2 separate regions of the Homo sapiens genome follow, and region 1 is linked to region 2. Evidence: read pairs that join two places in POLR2A ChIA-PET (ENCODE). Cell type or tissue: MCF 10A. All regions are shown on one strand.

Evidence for each region. Peaks named below come from ENCODE experiments on the same cell type or tissue, not always from the same donor. Only the 100,000 strongest peaks of a DNase experiment are listed, where the experiment ranks them.
Region 1: POLR2A ChIA-PET joins it to region 2 with 22 read pairs; 14 of 35 experiments call an interaction of 5 or more read pairs at or near these places.

What each region holds. Positions count from the first base shown.
Region 1 is chr15:65,610,238-65,612,737 of GRCh38, forward strand. It overlaps INTS14 (integrator complex subunit 14), which reads right to left and starts at 894. Exons shown (of 12, transcript NM_001394796.1): 1 at 861-894. It also overlaps a transcript of SLC24A1 not described here. RefSeq lists an enhancer at 812-971. In MCF 10A, a CTCF peak has its summit at 1,085 (motif pointing right); a DNase peak (open chromatin) is centred at 1,004.
Region 2 is chr15:65,791,415-65,793,914 of GRCh38, forward strand. DENND4A (DENN domain containing 4A) reads right to left here and starts at 879. Exons shown (of 33, transcript NM_001320835.1): 1 at 596-879. It overlaps LOC105370866 (a long non-coding RNA gene), which reads left to right and starts at 1,059. Exons shown (of 3, transcript XR_932372.2): 1 at 1,059-1,358. RefSeq lists a silencer at 436-765 and enhancers at 767-1,732, 956-1,575. In MCF 10A, no CTCF peak of the experiment used is centred here; DNase peaks (open chromatin) are centred at 257, 467 and 987.

The DNA.
Region 1 (2,500 bases), 180 kb before region 2:
TGGTTCTAGTACTTGGGAGGCTGAAATAGGAGAATTGCTTGAACCCAGGAGGCAGAGGTTGCAGTGAGCCGAGATCGCGCCACTGCTCTTCAGCCTGGGCGACAGAGCGAGACTCCGTCTTGGGTGGGGGGGAATCCCTGCCCACCACAGTCTACCAATTTTGTGAGCACAACACTATGTATTCCTCACTTGGGTGGATTCTGAGCCCCCAAGTCTCCCACCCCCACCCCCTTCCCACGTGTACTGTTCAAACAACTAGGGCTCTTCTTTCTCAGGAACAGTCTGAGAAATAGGCCCTAGCCACCTATTTGGCCTTGAATACCAAGTGTCCATCAGCTAGACGTTTGTAATTCTTCCCTGAAGGTGATAATTAGCTCATTCATAAAGAACTGATTCTCAGCAGTCTCGCTCTCAAAGCAGGATTCTACCTGAATTTCTAGTGCCTCACCTGCTCTTTGGCTTTCCCGTCAGCCTCCGGGAGTCCCTCCCCAGTTCTCAGATATAATTTCATCTCTAAAAGTCCAGACTGAAAATCACATCTGGGAGATGTATTTTTACCTTAAAAATCAGTCAAGAAAATGTGGGATCTGGAAGTCTCTCTTGGAAAGAGGGGGCAGAGGGGAGCTGAGCAGAGGGCGAAATCGTGCAGTTTACGCGGAGCTGGGGACCCCGAGCCTCAGAGCGAGGGGAGGCCGGGAGCAGCGCCCCGGAACTGGCGCCTCACAGACAGCGCGGGGCGGCCGCCACGGTGGCGGGAAGGCCAAGCGCTGGCCCTGGGTTGTTCTTCACCCATAACCCCTTCACCTGTAACCCCAACAAGCAGCGAAAGGCAGTCCCGGGCCCTCGGCCTCCCCACTCACCCCGTGCCCATCGCCGGACACAGTCCGTCGGCATAAACTTTCCGTCGGCATAAACTTTCCGTCCGCGCGCCACAGCCGGAACTATAAGGCCGCGCGACAGAAGGGAATCCGGCGCCTGCACTCCGCGCTGGGCGGGGCGGTCCTTGGAGAGCTTCAGGGTCGCCCGGGCAGGGTTCTGGCTCATCCCGGAGGGACGCTAGGGGGCGCGGCCTCTCTTCGCGATGGCCAATCCGCGGCCACCCCTCTCCTCCCACAAATCCCCAACTTCTCTCGAGCCTTGGCTGGGTTTCCTGCCGTGTCTCTCTGCATTGCCCTGAATCTCTCCCCATTCTCGGGCTCTTTCCTTCCCCTTCTGCCCCACTGACCCATGGGCCTCACCTGGCCCGGTGACTCTGTGTCCGCTTCACACTTTTGTCCCCTCACTCCCCTGGGCCCCGTCGGTGCACGAGCCCAACCCTTCCTGCTATTTTCCTCGTCACTCTTTAGCCCCCTCTCTCGTATCCTCTGAACCGGTTGACAGAATCCTCTTCCTGTTCTTTTTAAACTGCAATTCCTGAACTACAAATCCTGGCCGGGCGTGGTGGTTCAGGCCTGTAATCCCAGCACTTTGGGAGGCCAAGGTGGGCGGATCGCTTCAGGTCAGGAGTTTGAGACCAGCCTGGGAAACATGGTGAAACCCCGCTCTCTACTAAAATACAAAAATTAGCCGGGCATGGTAACGAGTGCCTGTAATCCCAGCTACTTGGGAGGCTAACGCACGAGAATCTTGGGGGGAAAAACCCCAAAACTGTAATTCCTGGCTGAGGTATGCTTTGTATATCCTTCTTAGCTGACCTGAGCCCAATTTACCTCAAGACTTGGCCTCTTGGTCTCCTCAGCCCAAATGCTCACTTTATTTCCCCTATCCCCTCTTTGAGGGAAGCAGAGGGCCCTCGTTCCTCTCACCCTGGACAAGGCATGCGTGCTCAGATTTCCCTGTAAGGCAACATGGGCTCTTGCCTGCCACTCTGGCCACCTGGTGTCTCCATTGTAGTCTGTGCCTCAGTGAGGTCCTTAAGAGGGCAAGAGGTGACTTTCTTTCTAACCATGTAGGGAGCCAGGGAATCCCAGCTAGAGATAGGCTTAGATGGATGCCAGCAGGCCCCTGGGTAGTTACGGTTCAAAGAACAATGTGGAACCACATAGGTTACAAAGTGAGTACAGAAAGGCCTCTAGAAGGCCTCAGGCATTTGCCTTTTTCTTTTAGCTGATAGGATGGGGCGAGATTAGGAGATGGGACGAGGAAGGAGGATGCTTTGAACTGAACAGACAAATCTGTCTGACTTCTCACAGCTTGTTATGTGGGAGATTGTGGGGCCAGTTGCTTGTAGTTTTTTCCTGTCCCTGGGAATATCCCTGCCAGCACTGGGGCCAGGGCCCTGCAGACTGCCCTATTTGCTTCAAAACTTCTTTCCCCAACCTGGCTGATCTCACCATGTCAAGACCTAGTTATGCTTGAGCAGGCATTGGGCTCCAGGTAAGTAAGGCTGCAGCCTGATAACTTAGTCATGATTTCTAATCTTGCCCTATTGGGAGGGATGTGGCCAAGAATGTGTGGGTAAGCAAGTGTCTAGTTACCCCTAATGTGACAACGACTTAGC
Region 2 (2,500 bases):
AAAGGGAATGGTGGTAACCAGGAACAGTTCCCTTCCCCCACCACACACCCCCCCAAAAAGACTAGAAAAAAAACTGGTCAACTTGGACGCTGGCCGCGCTCACGCAGAACCCGTGCCCGCGGGCCGGGGAAGGCTGAACAGACCCTGGGAGGAAAAGTGGGCCTGCAGGCACCCCGGGCTCCCCCCGCCGCCTGTCTCAGATACCGAGCAGGTGGGATTCCGGGAAGCCACCTCCGACTTACGTAACGGGCTTGTCAAAATCCCAGATCCAGGACCTCCCCCTCCCCGCCCCCACTCCCAAATAACAACAGCCCCAGGCCAGCCTGGAATAGAAAATCTGGAATGAAAACACAGGAGCCCCCCACGCGTCCGACGCAGAGGCGCGGGTGCTACTCTCAGCACCGCCGCGCCATCCCGGGGCGGACCGAGCCGCGGAGCACCTCCCGGATCTCAGGAGCTCTCGGGCGGAGATCTCGGCCATCCGTGCCTCCTCCCCGAACCCACCCGCCCCGCTCCCGCGCCCCCGGCTGTCACCTCTCCGGGCCGTGACAGCTCCACCTGCCACCGCTGCCCGGGTCGCCGCCCCCGCACTCACCACCCAGCTGGCTCCCGTGCGAGCAGCGGATCGAGCTCGGAGAGCGGCGCCGGAATCCCGCACGCGCGGTAGCGGAACACGAGGGGCTGAATGCCGCGGCGCTCTGAGCCCGCTTAGCTCATCCCCAGCCCGGCGCTCCGCCCTTCGCGGCACCCCCGCCCGCCCGCCCAGGCCTGCCGTCTCAGTCAGACGGGACTCCCCCTCCCCTCGCGGCCGCCACTGCCTCCGCCTCTTTCTCCGACTCTAGCCTCCGCGGCCACCGCGACCGGCGCCATCTTGGCAATGACGGAAGGGGCGGGGGCGGGAATCACGCCCGCGAGCACCAATCGAAGGCCGGATCTGGCCCGAGTGGGAGGAGAGGGCCGAGTTGAGGGTCGTGGGGTCCTAGCGCCAAACTGATAATGGGGCGGTGAAGGTGGGCGGGACTAAGTCGCCTTAGTCCGTGACGTGCGGTGTAGTTGGGGAAACGCACCGTGGTTCCCCGTCGGGTCAGGAGATCCCGAGCCCCAGGCTGGCGTGGGCGAAGCGTACAATCCCTTCACCTTTCGTCACCCAGAGGCACAAGAATCCAGTTCGCGCCAACTGACCTGTTTCTTCCTTCCTCCCCGGCACTCTGGGAGTCCTGAGATTGCCTTGCTCGGTTCGTCTCAGACTTGCTAGATCTGAGCAGCTGCTGCTCCTCCACCAAGGGTGCTCACATTCTCCAGGAAACTCCCTTAAGGGTTAGCAACCGCCGAGTAGGTTTCGGTCCCAAGATAGAAAGGTAAAGCGGGGAATTCAGGGGGTTTCTCCGAAAAGTACGTTGATGAAACAGCTATTGTTGACTGACGGGGTGTCGATTACTTTGGATTAATTGGATACGGCCTACTTAAACCTGACTGTGGCTCTCCACCATTGATGGCTGTTGACAGATGAGGTTAATAAAGCTTGATTACCCCCATGGGGTTGCTCGGGAGTTAAATTCTATAGTACCTGTGAAGTACTTAGTATAGTGCTTGAAAGTACTCAATAAATGTTAGACATTATTCCATGGACAAATGAAAGAAGAAACAGGACCCCCAAAATCCCTCTGCTTTAAAGTCAACTTTTCCTAAATTGCATAGCCTTTTACTAACCAAGTTTACAACTTTATTTCCTACCTCCAGTTCTTTCATTGTATTCATTCATTCAGTCAACAAACATCCATACAGAGGGTGCACAGTGGTGAGGGAAACAGAAAACCTTTGCCTTCAGGAAACTGCAGTTTAGTGGGAGAAGAGGGACAATAAAAAAGTACTTAAGCACATTTTAAGGGGAAACATGCTATAAAGGTTAGAAAAATAACTGAGGCCAGGCGCCTTTGCTCATGCCTGTAATCCCAACGCTTAGGGAGGCCGAGGCAAGAGGGTCAGCTTGAGCTCAGAAGTTCAAGACTAGCCTGGCAAAATGGCGAGAACCCTGTCTCCACCAAAAATACAAAAAATTAGCCGGGCGTGGTGGCGTGCGCCTGTGGTCCCAGCTACTTGAGAGGCTGAGGTGGGAGGATCGCTTGAGCCCCAGAGCCGGAGGCTGCAGTGAGCCGAGATTGTGCCACTGCACTCCAGCCTGGGTGACAGAGCAAGATTTTGCTTTAAAACAAAACAAAACAATCGAGTTGCATACTTTAAATATATGTAGTCCTCTGTATGTCAGTTAAAGCTGTAAAAAAAGACTTGTTTTTGACACAGAGTCTTGCTATGTTGCCCAGGCTGGAGTGCAGTGGCCTGATCACGGCTTACTACAGCCTCCCTCCCAGGCTCAATTGATCCTCCCACCTCAGCCTCTGGAGTAGCTGGGACTGCAGGTGCCCACCACCACACCCAGCAAATTTTTCTGTTTTTTGTAGAGACTATGTCTCACTATGTTGCCTAAGGCCGGTCTTGAATT